Regions from separate parts of the Homo sapiens genome. Here region 2 is linked to region 1. A link is a contact called in ENCODE Hi-C or POLR2A ChIA-PET data. All regions are on one chromosome and are shown on one strand. The core of a region is the stretch at or near the end of the contact, and the rest is flanking DNA. Distances in the headings are between cores, read along the strand shown.

Evidence for each region. Hi-C counts contacts between places; a loop is a spot of excess contacts on that map. ChIA-PET counts read pairs that join two places held with the same protein, here RNA polymerase II (POLR2A). Pooled maps may share reads with other maps.
Region 2: a loop to region 1 is called in a map of heart right ventricle, with 4 times the contacts of the local background. The contact joins two enhancer-like sites. A Hi-C loop is called at or near these places in 11 of 168 maps with a recorded cell type or tissue (Caco-2, HCT116, Right ventricle myocardium inferior and 3 more) and 14 of 50 pooled maps. POLR2A ChIA-PET finds 5 or more read pairs at or near these places in 1 of 52 experiments (WTC11).

Annotation. Positions count from the first base shown.
Region 1 is chr10:71,204,231-71,210,992 of GRCh38, forward strand. No RefSeq gene overlaps it. Among named protein-coding and RNA genes, the nearest start is that of UNC5B, 5.0 kb to the right of the region's middle. RefSeq lists a silencer at 5,041-5,100. Within about 2 kb of position 4,946, at least 2 of the 41 ENCODE cell types and tissues checked have a DNase peak (open chromatin) inside an H3K27ac peak, as active enhancers do; they include heart right ventricle, where a contact is called at or near this core.
Region 2 is chr10:71,011,696-71,018,457 of GRCh38, forward strand. No RefSeq gene overlaps it. Among named protein-coding and RNA genes, the nearest start is that of LINC02622, 76 kb to the left of the region's middle. Within about 2 kb of position 2,481, at least 4 of the 41 ENCODE cell types and tissues checked have a DNase peak (open chromatin) inside an H3K27ac peak, as active enhancers do; they include heart right ventricle, where a contact is called at or near this core.

The DNA.
Region 1 (6,762 bases), core at 3,696-6,195:
TGAGATGGGAGGATCATTTGAGCCCAGAAGGTCGAAGCTGCAGTAAGCCTTGTTCACATAACTGCATTCCAGCCTGGGTGACAGAGACCCTATCTCAAAAACAAAAGACATGAATTGTTTCTGGAATTTTCTATTTAATATTTTTGGACTTCAGCTGACTGTGGGTACGTGAAACCTTGGATAAGGGGGGACTTCTGCACATAGTGACAGCTTTGAGTCCTGCTTACACGATGCCAGCAATGATGAAGAGTCATTAGGAACAGCAGATCTAGAAGCAATTAATAAAAAGCTAACCAGATCCAACTTTTAGTTCAGAAGAAATCGATTTGATAACAAAAGAGTTGAACAAAGAGAAATCTAAATATTCTAAACCAGAGGTTGGCTGCTGAAATTTCAAGAAGGATGGGATATTTGACAAGGGGCACTCCCCATACGGCCATTCATCAAGGAGTCAGAAGACAACAGAAAAGAGTTTTTCACCTACCTCTCCTCCCGCACACACGCATACTCCACTTTGCTATAGGGTTTCTTTCCTCTGCCTCTTCCTTCAGTAAAGATCTTTATAGCCAATGTATCCAGGAGGACAGTCCACAGCACGGGGACCTCCTCTTCCTCCTGGTCTTTCAGAAAGCATCTGTGAATCACCTTCAGCATACTTGCCACTGGAAGATATCTTTGGCATTTATCCTGAAAATAATAGTGAATTATCTTCAGTGCTGACTCAGCTTTCAAAAGAGCCTGCTACTGAAAATCCAGAACTACAACAAGAAACGTGGGAATTTTGTCTCTTCCAAATTTATTTTTAATTATCTCTCATTTTTAGTTTAAGGAAGTGCTATACCTTCAGTGATTACACTTCTGCCTAAATGAAAGCTTCACAGTATTATAATTCTTGAGCTAGTGTTTTGTAAATAAAGCTGATTTACATATTAATCCCATTGAGTGAATTATTTACTTTATCTTGTACTCTCTGGATAGTATAAATATTGTGTTTAATTTGATTAAGGGTCCATGACACATGAACAATACTGGAAGTATCACATGCACAATGCTGAAATTGAATATATTTGAAATGGCAAAAGACATTTTTATATGTCAAAAGGTGTTTCATTGTAGTTTTAGGACAAATGTGAAGTGGCCTGATGTTTTTATTAGACAAATTAACTTGATATTTACCTGAATACATTTAAATTGGAATGTTTAAAACAATTGAGAGTGAGAAAGTTTAATAGGACTATCTCATTATTTTAAGCCCTGTTAGACTATATGTAGCCTCTGCCCTTCCTCATCCCCCTACACAGATAACTCCCCATCCGTAAGTCCAGGCAGAACCTTGAAAAGGTTGGTAACGTGGACTAGTCATAAGAATGTGCGTCTAAAAGCTCAGGGTCAGTACTTACCAGCTGACCTTAGACAAGTCATTTTCCCTTTTGGAGCTGTGGTTTCCTTTGTCATAGGCCATGATTAACACCAGCCTCTAGGAACAATTGAGATGATCAGTGGGAAATCATGTCATTAAGATAAAAGAACTACACACAGGGGATTTAAAGAGGCAGCGTCTTGTGTTTGTTTAACATATAAGCTTAGAAGCCAACAGCCTAGGTTTGATTCTAGCCTCAGTTTCTAGCTAAGCAGGGAAACCAAGTCTGTTTTCCCATTTTTAAAAGGGATGGACAAAGGGATGATTTCATCACTCAGAAAGTCACAGAATTTAAGACTTATGAATTGTTTTGCTTTTGGAATTTTTCATTTAATATTTTTGGACTTCATTCGACTGTGGATAACTGAAACCATGGAAAGGAAAACCGCAGATAAGGGTGGGGAACTTCTGTACATACTAATGGCTTCTAGTCCTGCTTAAAAGATACCAGCAATGAGAACTACTTTTTAATGGGGAAAATCATAACATCTCCTCATGGGTAATCATGGAGAATGAAGGAGCTAACTCAGACGGAGCTCTTGGCAGGGTTTCTAGCTTGCTATAGTTGCCTGTGCGATGGTTAATATTAGGTGCCAACTTGATTGGATTGAGGGATGCCTAGAAGACTGATATAGCATTGTTTCTGGGGGTATCTGTGAGGGTGTTGCCAGAGGAGATTAACATCTGAGACAGTGGACTGGAAAAGAAAGACCCACTCTCGATGTGGGTGAGCACCATCCAATCAGCTGCCAGTGTGGCCAAAACAAAGCAGGAGGAAGGAGGTGGGATAACCTTACTTGCTGGGTCTTCTAGCTCCCTTCTTTTTCCCCTGTGCTGGATGCTTCCCTTGGCTCCTGCTGCCCTCGGACATCAGACTCCAGATTCTTCAACCTTTGGACTGTGGGACTTGCACCAGTGGCTTGCCGGGGGCTCTCACACCTTTGGCCACAGACTGAAGGCTGCATCATCTGCTTCCCTGGTTTTGAGGCTTTCGGACTCGGACTGAGCTGCTACCAGCTTCTCTCTTCCCCAGCTTGCAGACGGCCTATCATGGGACTTCGTCTTGTGAGCATGTGAGCCTATTCTCCCTATATACATACATATATCCTATGGGTTCCGTCCCTCTGGAGAACCCTGACTAATACACCCAGCATACACTAGCTAGCATGCTTATTTCTTAAGATATTGACCACTCCTGTAGCATCAGTCAGTCCTGTGCTCACTGCTATGTGCTGGGAAGTCCACAGGGACCTTTAACTCACCAAGTCCAAACCCAAATCCACCACCCTCTCCCCAGCCCAGCCATCCTCCTCCTTTCACCATGTCTCTCCTTGCAACCTCTGCCACTCGACCCAGCTCCCCTCCCTTCCTCCATCCCTAAGTACCCACCCTCCCTCAGGCACCAAATCTGGGGAACTCTTTCTCCCTCTGCAGAGTCCCTACTTTCTGCCACCTGAATCCCTGGGCCAAGGCCCCATTGTCCCAGGAGCATGCAGTGGCCACCTTGTTGGCTCCTGCTCAGTCTGCCCTGACATCCAGCTGCAAGGAAGCTCCCATGGCACAGCTCCAATGAGGCCTCTCTCCAGCTCAATCAGCACCCATGACTCCTGTTTCTTACAGAATCAAATCTCATCTCTAGCACTGCAGGCCTTGCCCTTGTGTAGAGATTTTTCCCTTCTTGGCCTTCTGGTGTGCTGTTTGAGGGGCAGTATGAGGATGTGGCCACCTCCTGACCATACCATCACATACATAACTCTAGGCCTTTGCTCACGTGGTTTGCTCTGCCTGGACTCCCTCCTGAGTTCTCCATGTTTAAGGTTTCCTTCTCACTCCTAGGTCTAGCTTCCAGCATCCCCCACTCAGATAAGCCCCCCAATCCCCACCCCCGGCAATGCCAGGGCATGCTAGCTACAGCCTGCTGCATGTGCCAGCTCTGGCTCAGCCTGCCTTTTCTCTGCCCCATAAAGCATAAGCAGGACTGGATACATAATCTCCAGGGCCCAGTATAAAGTGGAAATCAGAGCCCTTTTTTCCAAATTATTAAGAATTATGAAATGGATAAATCCTAGTTGAGGGACATTCTACAAAATACCCAATGAATAATTCTCAAAAGTGTCAAGGTCATCAAAAACAAGGAAAGACTGAGAAACTGTCACAGCCAAGGGGAGCCTGAGGAGTCACAATGACTGTATGCAATGTGGGATCCTGAATGGGATCCTGGAACAGAAAACAGAAGGACATTAGGTAAAAACTAAGGAGATCTGAATGAACTTTAGCACATAATAATGTATCAGTGGTTCATTAATTGTAGTAAAGGTACCATGCTAATGTAAGAGGTTAATAATTAAGGAGACTGGGTGAGGGGCATATGGGAACTTTCTGTACTATATTTGCAATTTTTCTGTAAAACTAAAACTCTTCTAAAATGAAAAGATGGCCTTTTAAACATTTACAACAATAAAAGAATTTTGAGAAGGTGACAGCAGAGGCGATAAATAAGTTATAATGTCCAAGACAGAATTGAGATTTGAACCCGGATCTGCCTGAGCCCAAGGCTTTTGTGACCAACGGCTTGCATTGCCTGAACAGCAGTGAGAAGACCCTGGAGGGGTTGGTGGAAAAGACTGGGTAAGAAGGATGGAAGGAAGAAGGTTGTCACAGTACTTAGTAGAGGTTAAGAGTCCAAGTTTAATGACCCAGGCCACATATAGTATGATTCCATTTATATGAAATGTCCAGAATAGGATAGAAAGTAGATTAGTGGGTGCCAGGGGCTGGGGGAGGGGAGAATGGGGTTAATGGTATGGGGTTTCTTTTGGAGGTGATAAAAATGTTCTCCAATTAGGTAGTGGTGATGGCTGCACAACATTGGGAATATACTAAAAACCACTGGATTGTGCACTTTAAAATGTTTAAAGCGGTACTTTTTTTTTTTTTTTTTTTTTTTTGAGACAGAGTATCACTCTGTCGCCCAGGCTGGAGTGCAGTGGCACGATCTCGGCTCACAGAAAACCTCTGCCTTCTGGGTTCAAGCGATTCTCGTGCCTCGGCCTCCCGAGTAGTTGGGATTAACAGAGCACGATACCATGTCTAGCTAATTTTTGTATTGCTAGTAGGGATGGGGTTTCGCCATGTTGGCCAGGCTGGTCTTGAACTCCTGACCTCAAGTGATCCGCCCGCCTCCGCCTCCCAAAGTGCTGGCATTACAGGCGGGAGCCACTGTGCCCGGCCGAAGAGATTTAGAATAGTACCTGGCATATAGTAAGCACTCAACCTTAGCTCTGATAATATTATTACAAAGAGATGGTAAAGCGTTAAGGACTTCAGCTTTAGGCGCTTCCCTTCTCCAGGGTCCAGGTTTTTGGGGTCCGTTCTGGACCGAACGACTCAGGGGAGGCACCGTGAACTCATTCCCAAGCCTTCCCACTCAAGATCCTGCAAACGGAGTCGTCTGAGTGCCACTTCCCCTGACAACCCGGGACAAGGACTCTGTCAGGGCGGCCCCAGGCGGGGTGGGGCCAGGACAATTCTCCCATCGCCGGAGGAGGGAGACTGGCGGCCACGGGGAGGCGTAAGCGGCAGCGCGCCGCCTGGTGGCACCTTCGCGCACACGGTCCCGACGGAGCGGGAGGCGTCAACCCCAAGCCGGCAGCCACTCCTGCCGGGAGCCCCTACAGCTGCTTTTAAATCGTAATTGTTATCAAATAGGCGGTTTTTATACAGCCAGATTATTGGCCTTATTATTCTTCTTAATACTGTGAAGTAATTATTATTCCTGTTTTACAGTTGAGGAAACTGACGCTGGGAAAGTTTCAGTAACTGGCTTAAGATCCGCCAGCAGGTAAGAGCAGCCCCCAGGTTTAGGGCCACAGCCCTCCAGATCCAGAACTCTTTCCTACACACTCCTGTGGTTTGAGACAAGTGATGGTAGCCGCTGGAAGCATCTGCAGTCCCCACCAAGGGTGAGAACTGGCTCTGGGACTGATTTCAAAGCAGATCTATGCCACAAAGCCTGCCCTACTTTCAGCCTCAGAACCCCCAGACCCCAGGAAATAGAGGGGAGGGGAGGGTGGGGCTCACATAGCAACTCTTAGGCCCTTTGACCATCAACCCCTTTCCCCCCAGCCTTATTGATGTACCCACTCAACCAAGGTTGATTGCATCCCTGCTATGCCAGAAACTGTCTTCAGTGCTAGATATATCATGGGGAACAGGGAACACAGGGCACCTGACTTCAAGCAACTCACTGCTTCGTCCTCATGCTTAACTCCCAGCAGGATGCCTTTGCTGTGAGGCCCATGGCACTCGGTTTGGGAACACCCTGGCAAATCTTAATCCTGCTATCCTAATGTGTCATCCCCCAGGCAGGGACCCTGCCCATTCTTCACCCATCCCGGGGAAAGGTATGGCTCAGGGGGAGTCTGACTCCCTCTGAAGCCCCTTGCCTGGCCTCAACTGACAGCCTGCACTCTTGAGATGCCAGGGCTGGAGAGGAACCACATCTGCAACTGCTCAGCTGCAGGTGGCTAGAGAAGGCTCAGAGACTTGGTACAGGAGCAGGGGCACAGAGCAGTTACAGAGAGATTCCCAACATGCAAAATCCCATGCCCTGATGCTGGAGTCCTGGAGGGAGAGCAGGGCCCGGGACCTCCCAAGAGTATATTTCAAGAGTTGAGAGAGTGGTTAGGCTGAGAAGGGAAGTGGGGCAGGGACTGGCAGGAGAGGGGGTAATGTCTTCCTTTTGCTTGCCCCCATCTCCAGTCCCCCTTCTCTCCACCCAGGAATTAAAGCCGTGAAACCTGATACTTGGACTAGAAGGGCCTGCTGGGTACACTTTACCACCTAAACAGCAAAGTTCCAAGGGGTGGAACTTTTTAGAAAAATCTCCAATACCCCACTGGCCTGAAGGAGAGAGAGAAAGAGGTTGGGGAGAGAGAGAGAACATGCTGTGGTCTCTGCATGCTGCCCGTCTCTGCTGAGGTCCCTGCTGAGCTCTCCAGCACAGGCACAACCTTGACCATGTGCCTGCATCCAGGGGATGACCGTCAGATGTGGGTCTTGGCACAGGCGTGCCTGTATGTGTTTCCTGGCAGTAGTTAAGTATCCAAATATCTATTTGTCTTGGGAGTCATCTGCCTATTTGTGTTTTTAGTTGTGTGCGCCTGTGTGTTTGCTTTTTTTAGGCATACATCTTTGGTATGTGGGTGTCTCTGGAGTCGGGTGCCTATTTGTAGGTGTGATGTTTATGGGAGGTGAAACATTGCACCTGTTGTCTTTGTTGTATGTTTTCGTGTGTGTACCTTTGCAGGTGTGTATGGGTGGGTAGTTGTGTGTGTGCATGT
Region 2 (6,762 bases), core at 1,231-3,730, 200 kb before region 1:
TCCTTGACCTTAGCCATGGGCAGGTGGGCCAGTACCTCAGGTCACTGTCAGGGACTCTGGGAGATCCTGGCCCTGCCTCATCCTGGCACTGAGGCCTGCAGTGATTTCCTCACTCATTCTTACAAAAGATCTCCAGAGGTCTCAGGACTGCACTAGCTCATGGTGACTTTGTTTTTATCTGTCATTGTCTTCTGAGTGATTCCTTTGCCCCATCCTATGTTCCCCCAGTTAGAGTGTGAGCTCCCTGGGTCAAGAGGGGAAACAGAGGCTGGGTGTCCTGTCCCCCAAGTCCCAGTCCCAACCTCTCCCCTCGGCAGCTGTGTGATATGAGTAAGCTGATTAACCTCTCTGAGTCTCAGTTCTAGCCACAAGATGGGGATAAGGCCTGCTTTGCCTTCTTCTCTGGGCTCAAGTACACTAAAGAGAACTGAGACCAACCTTACCTGGAGCCCCTCAGCTGGGCCCAGTTCGGGAAACAGGTGAGCTGGGTGCAGCTCCCGGCCTCAAGGGACTTGCACTTCTTGCCGGGGAAGATGGAGCCACACTCTCGATGGGGGCTGTGGAGAGCCCTGAGGTTGGGGGAGAGTTTTCTAAGTGGGGGTATCAGGGAAGGCTTCCTGGAAGAACCATGGGCAGGACAGGTGGGCAAGGCCATGGTCAGGTGTGTGCAGGGCTATCAGGGATGCAAACCGGAACCGCAGCATACAGAGTGTGCCAGCACTGGGCCTACACAATGTTACCCCAGACCAGCAAGCAGTCCACAATGCAGCCTTGGCTCCACCCTCCTGGAGTGCACAGTGTGGTGGGGGAGACTGACTCTAATCACAAACTCACCAAGCAATGATAAGCTTTACTGGGGATGGGGGTGGCGTGGGGAGAAGGAAAGTGCTGTTTTTAAGGGAACAGCAATTATCTCCTGAATGTTTCCTATGTGCCAGTCACTTTGTGCACATTACCTTGGTTCATCCTGACTCAGGTGGACATTGTCAGTGTCCCACAGGAAACCGAGGACCAGAGAGATAAAGTAACTTGCCCAAGTTTGCACAGCAGGCAGGCAGCAGAGCTGGGCTTGAACCCAGGCCATCTGGCTCCAGAATATCACCTTACTGTAACCACGGAATGACCCTGCCTCCTCATGTGCCCACCACAGTCTGCCCTCTCTGGTATATCTTGTTCTCTCCCTGCCCCCTCTTCTTACCACCAGGATGCTGCAGCAGAACAGAGTTTGTTCTTGAGCAGTGCAGGGCAGAAGCAGCATGTTTGCAGGTGTTGCTGCAGACCTTTGCTAGATGGCACCTCTCCCTCTCCCCAGACTCCAGGAAGAGCCTCAGCGCCTGGCAGGGAGGGGGAGAGGAGAGTGAAAGGACCAGAAAAAGCACTGAGGATTGGTAGGCCCCCAAGGAGGTACGCCTGTCACTGTTTCCCTTCCTCCCCCACCCCCACCCACTTGGGGACTTTCAGGACAGAGAGAATCTGCATCCGCCCCTCCCCTGTTCACCCTACCTGGTGGGGTCCCCCAAGTTTCCCTGTGCCCAGCATCACATGGGAGCAGAAGAAATGGGAGCAGCATGGGTCGTAGCAGGGGACTCAGGTCAGGCTGGTAATGATGCAGTAGGGGCTGTGGGTGCAGAGATGGGACAGGAACAAGGATGTGCACCTGTGCTAGAAGAGCCGGTTCAAGGATGCCAGGGAGCAGCCAACACTGAGGCGTGGGAGGCTCAGCACACGAAATGCCAGGGAAAGCAGGAGGACCCTGAATGGCTTTCGATTACATTCCTGCCTCCTGGCAGAATGGGCACTTATAGTAGAACTTAAGTTCAGTGACACAAAAATACAGCCACTTTTTTCATGCCCTGATTTCAGCAACTCAGAATCACCATGAAGGAGACTTATGGGGCGCCACGAATCTGACCTCAGTGGGGAAGTCAGGGAAGGCTTCCTGTAAGAAATGATGATTGGCCTGAGTTCTGAAGGAAGAGTAGGAAATAAGAGGGTGGAAAGAATATTATAGACAGGAGGAACAGCATGTGCAAAGGCCCTATGGCAGGCAGAGCTTGATGGGAGAAACAATGAGGTACTTCCTCCTGTTGTGTGCAAACTGCCTGCTTAATCCAGCTGGGAGCCAGGACTGCAGCCAGTACATCTGCTGGTAATTAACATGGGGACCCAGGAGAGTGGGGCTCTCAGAACACCCTATCCTTGGTTTTCATCTGCTCAGACTGTGTTTTTGCCAACTCTGGGACTCCTGACACCTCCACAGACTCTGAATATGAGGAGCAGAGGAGGAGCCCTGGGCGACACCCTTATTGTCGGGCTAGAGAAACCAAGGACAGAGAAGACAAGCATTTGCCAAAGCCCACCAAGTCCACGTGGGAACAACCACTGCAGAGCTGAGGCCCTGCCGTGCAGCAACAAGCCTCCTGCCTTCAGAGAAGAAAACAAGTTCTAGCTGTTCCCCAGCCCTACTCAGGCCTGAGAGGTTTCTAGTAGTCACAGTCAGGAGGATACGATGATGGCTGCCCTGGAGATGGGCCAGTCAGAACTCACAGCCACCCACTTGTGCTGGTTATAACCCCACCACTACCATGGTGACCGCTTCAATAGCCAGGAGGGCTGAAAGGAACAGGCAGCCAAGCTGTGTCTGATACTGGCTGCTCCGTCTGAACCCCCACCTATACCTGGACCCCACAGTCCCTCTGAGGTTATGGAGGGACAGTGAAATGCTCAAGGTCACCAGCAGGCTAGTAGCTCAGGAACCCAGGCCACCAGACTGGCTCCACCTGTGCTGGAAGAGCCAGCCCTTCCTTCTCCACCAGGGCCTCTGCTCTCCTGGCCCCAAGGAGCAGGTGGCCTGTTCAAGGAGAGAGGCATAGATGGGGCGACACAAGCATCAGCCCCCTGGGCTTGCCGGGTAATTATGCATTAGGAGCTAATGTTAATAAAGGCTCCAGGAAAGAGGTTTTAATTCCAGATCTCACCACCAGATTATTGCACATGAGGGAAATATCAGAGCCCCAGACTGTCTCCATCCCTCACCCTCCATCTCCAAGCAATCTGCTGCGTTTATTAATTCTGACAGAATTTTCCCAGGCTGGGGAGGAAAGGAGAGCAGGAGGGAAGTATGGTGGGGGTGGGGAGGTAAAGGGAGAGGTGGGGCATGGCAGTTTGGAGCAGACCTTGGGCCTTCTACTCCCTCCTCAACCCTACCCACCTGCACAGCCCCAAGGCATCCCTGGGGCATGCAGCGCACAGCTCTGCCCAGCCCCAGCTCCATGCTGCTGCCTCCAGAAATGGGACCCCTCCAGCAGCTCTTTTACTATCTGTCCTCCTTGATCCTCTCAACTTCCCCCTCTTTCTCATCCCTTCCTCCTCTAAGAATCACAGTCTGACTTTCCTTCCCACCTGAACCCCACCCCAGTGGCTCCAATTCCTTGAGTTACTTACAGTGATGCTGAGATTCACCTTTTAAGAATTTATTCCCAAAATGAACCAAGTAAAAGAAATATCGGAAAAAATCTAAATATCCGTCAAAGACGTTTATTTTCTAAATTATAGTACAACCATGCACTGGAATACTCTATATGTAATGAAATGGAATAATCTAAAGGTATATTGTTGAGAGAAAAAAACATCAAGGTGCGGAACAGCATGTAAAGTGTACTACCTTTTGGTTAGAAATACACACGCACATGCACACGCACACATACACACACACACACACACATTCATGTGTATGCATAGAATATGACCTAATTCATTATAAAGACCTTGTGCAGACAAAAGGAGATGATGTTTATAAAATACTTGGTACAATGTCTGTTACATAGTAAACTCTCACTTAAAGCTTACTGTTGTTATCATTTGACATCTGACTCCTAAGTTGCTTCCCACTCTACCTTGAAGCCTCTCTGGAAAGGACATTTGCATGAACAACACTTGAGAAGAGGATGGGTTATAAATGAGAGGAAGCCAGCATAGGTTTTGGGGGGCAATAGGAGGTCGTATGCTGGTAAAGCCGCACAGGGGCTCTGACTGCATCCCCAGATGGTGCCCACCACGTCAGGGGCCTCGGGAGGCGACAAAGAAACCCAGACCTACAGCTGGAAGTTTCAGGAAGATGGAACTCAGTGTAGAAGAAGCAAGCACCATTACAGCTAATTTCCTGAGGAAGTGGTGATCTCACCATTACATCAGACATCCCAGCAGAGGTGGGCCACCACTTGGTTAGGCAGCCGGAGAGGAAATAGTTATATAGCATGAAGATGCAGCCAATCTCTGTAACATGGTTCTAAAGGTCTGTGATCATGAGTGCAAGCTCTTAAGGTCTTCAGGAATCCCCCAGGGAGCTTGCGGAAATGCAGATCCCCATACCCCCACTTACAGATACTCTATTTGGCTGGGGTGGGACCCAGAAATCAGAATTTGTAAAAAAAAAAAAAAAAAAAAAAACTACAGTAAGGCAATATGGTATTGGCAAAAATATAGACACATAGAGTAATGGAACAGAATAGAGAGTTTAAAAATAGACCCACATAAATATAGCCAATTGATTTCTAACAAAGGTGTAAAGGTGATTCCATTGAGAAGGGATAGTCTTTTCAACAAATGGTGCTGGAACAACTGAACATCCACACGAGAAAAATGAACTTCAACCTAAACCTCATAGCTTATACAAAAATTAACCCAAAGAGATCATAGATCTAATCTAAAATGTTTAGAAAAATAAAACATAGGAGAAAACATAGGTGATCTAGGAATAGCCAAAGAGCTCTTAGGGATGATGCCCAAAGAAACATCTAGAACAGCAAAAGCTGATAACTTGGATGGCATCAGAATTAAAGAGGCACTGTTAAAAGAATTCAAAGACATACTACAGACTGAGAGAAATCACATATAGTACTTGCCAAAGGATCTATATCCAGAATATATTTAAAAAGCTCTAAAAACTCCACAGTAAGAAAATAAACAGACCAACTAAGAAATGGATAAAAGAATTGAACAGATACATCACTAAAAAGGACATGAGCCTGGCTGTATTAGTCAGGGTTCTCTAGAGGGACAGAACTAATGTGTGTATATATATATATGCATTATATATATAATTATATATAATGCATATATATATTCATTATATATTATATATTAGGTGAATATATATATATGTGTATATATTCACAATCACAAAGTCCCACAATAGGCCATCTGCAGGCCGAGGAGCAAGGAGAGCCAGTACAAGTTCCGAAACTGAAGAACTTGGAGTCCGATGATGGAGGGCAGGAAGCATCCAGCATGGGATAAAGATGTAGGCTAGCAGGCTAAGCCAGTCTCTCTTTTCACATTTTTCTGCCTGCTTCTATTGTAGCCATTCTGGCAGCTGATTAGGTCATGCCCACCCATATTAAGGGTGGGACTGCCTTTCCCAGCCCACTGACTCAAATGTTAATCTCCTTTGGCAACACCCTCACAGATACACCCAGGATTAATACTTTGTATCCTTCAATCCAATCAAGTTGACACTCAGTATTAACCATCACAAGTCCACCGTTTGTCAATTTGAACCCATACGTATCTCCTGAGATCATACATAATCTTCTAAGAAAGACAATAATGAGGTCTTAATTACGCCTAACATAATACAACTATCCTTTGTACAACTGGAAACACACCAATCTCCAACCCAAATACCATTACATAAAGTGAATGATACTAAATGCTGATGCTAAGTCAACAAATCCTATGTCACATGATAAAGGAGAAAGGTGATAAAATGAAGATATTTTCTTAGTACAAGTGTATACATGCACAAACATGTTTTTAACAAAAGAAGGACAATTACAGTCCCCGTTTCTGCAACTGGTCACTTGGTTGTGGCTGTTATTGATGACTACCTTCTTCTACTACCCATTCTGTATTCCCTTTGCCTTTAGCAAGCATCTCAGCAGGTCTTGGTTTTTTTCCTGGTGGAGTGACACAAACCTTCATTTCTGAAGAGTCTGGGTCTTTTGTAGTCCTGCCTGGATTGGGATGTTGTAGTTTCCTTTCGACCTTAATCACAGGGCATGGTAATACTAAGAGACACCCTAATGGATCTCCTGTATTCCATGCATACTCTTCCCTACCTCCGTTGTGGAGTAATAGACTGATTTCTACTTGATAGTCTGGATCAGTCACCCCAGCCAACACTGTAACTCCCTTCTCAGCCTGTTGACTTAAAGGTAGGAGGATCCCAAACTGTCCAGGTGGCAACCTTAACTTCCAGTTTAATGGAATCGTTGTTGTGTCTCCTGGTGGGAATGTTCCTCCCTCTGGAACTAAGACCTCCAGGCCAGCAGAACATAATGTCATGGGAAGAGGAAGGGAACATTTTGCTAGTGGATAACTAGGGGTGATGCTGAGTGGTGCCACTTCCACTTCCACTCCTTGATTCCTGGACCCATGAATCCTGGCTATGGGAGAAAGAGTACCATATATTGGACGCTGATTCAGAGCATACATGGCCTTCTGGAGAACTTTGCTCCAGCCCTGCAAAGTACTGTCACCTAGTTGGTATTGTAATTGTGACTTCAAAAGGACACTCCACCTTTCCATCAATCCAGGTGCTTCGGGATGATGGGGAACATGGTAAGACCAGTGAATTCCATGAGCATGAGCGAGCTGCTGAACTTCTTTAGCTGTAAAGCAAGTGCCTTGGTCAGAGGCAATGCTGTGTGGAATATCATGATGGTGGATAAGGCATTCCGTGAGTCTACGGATGGTAGTCTT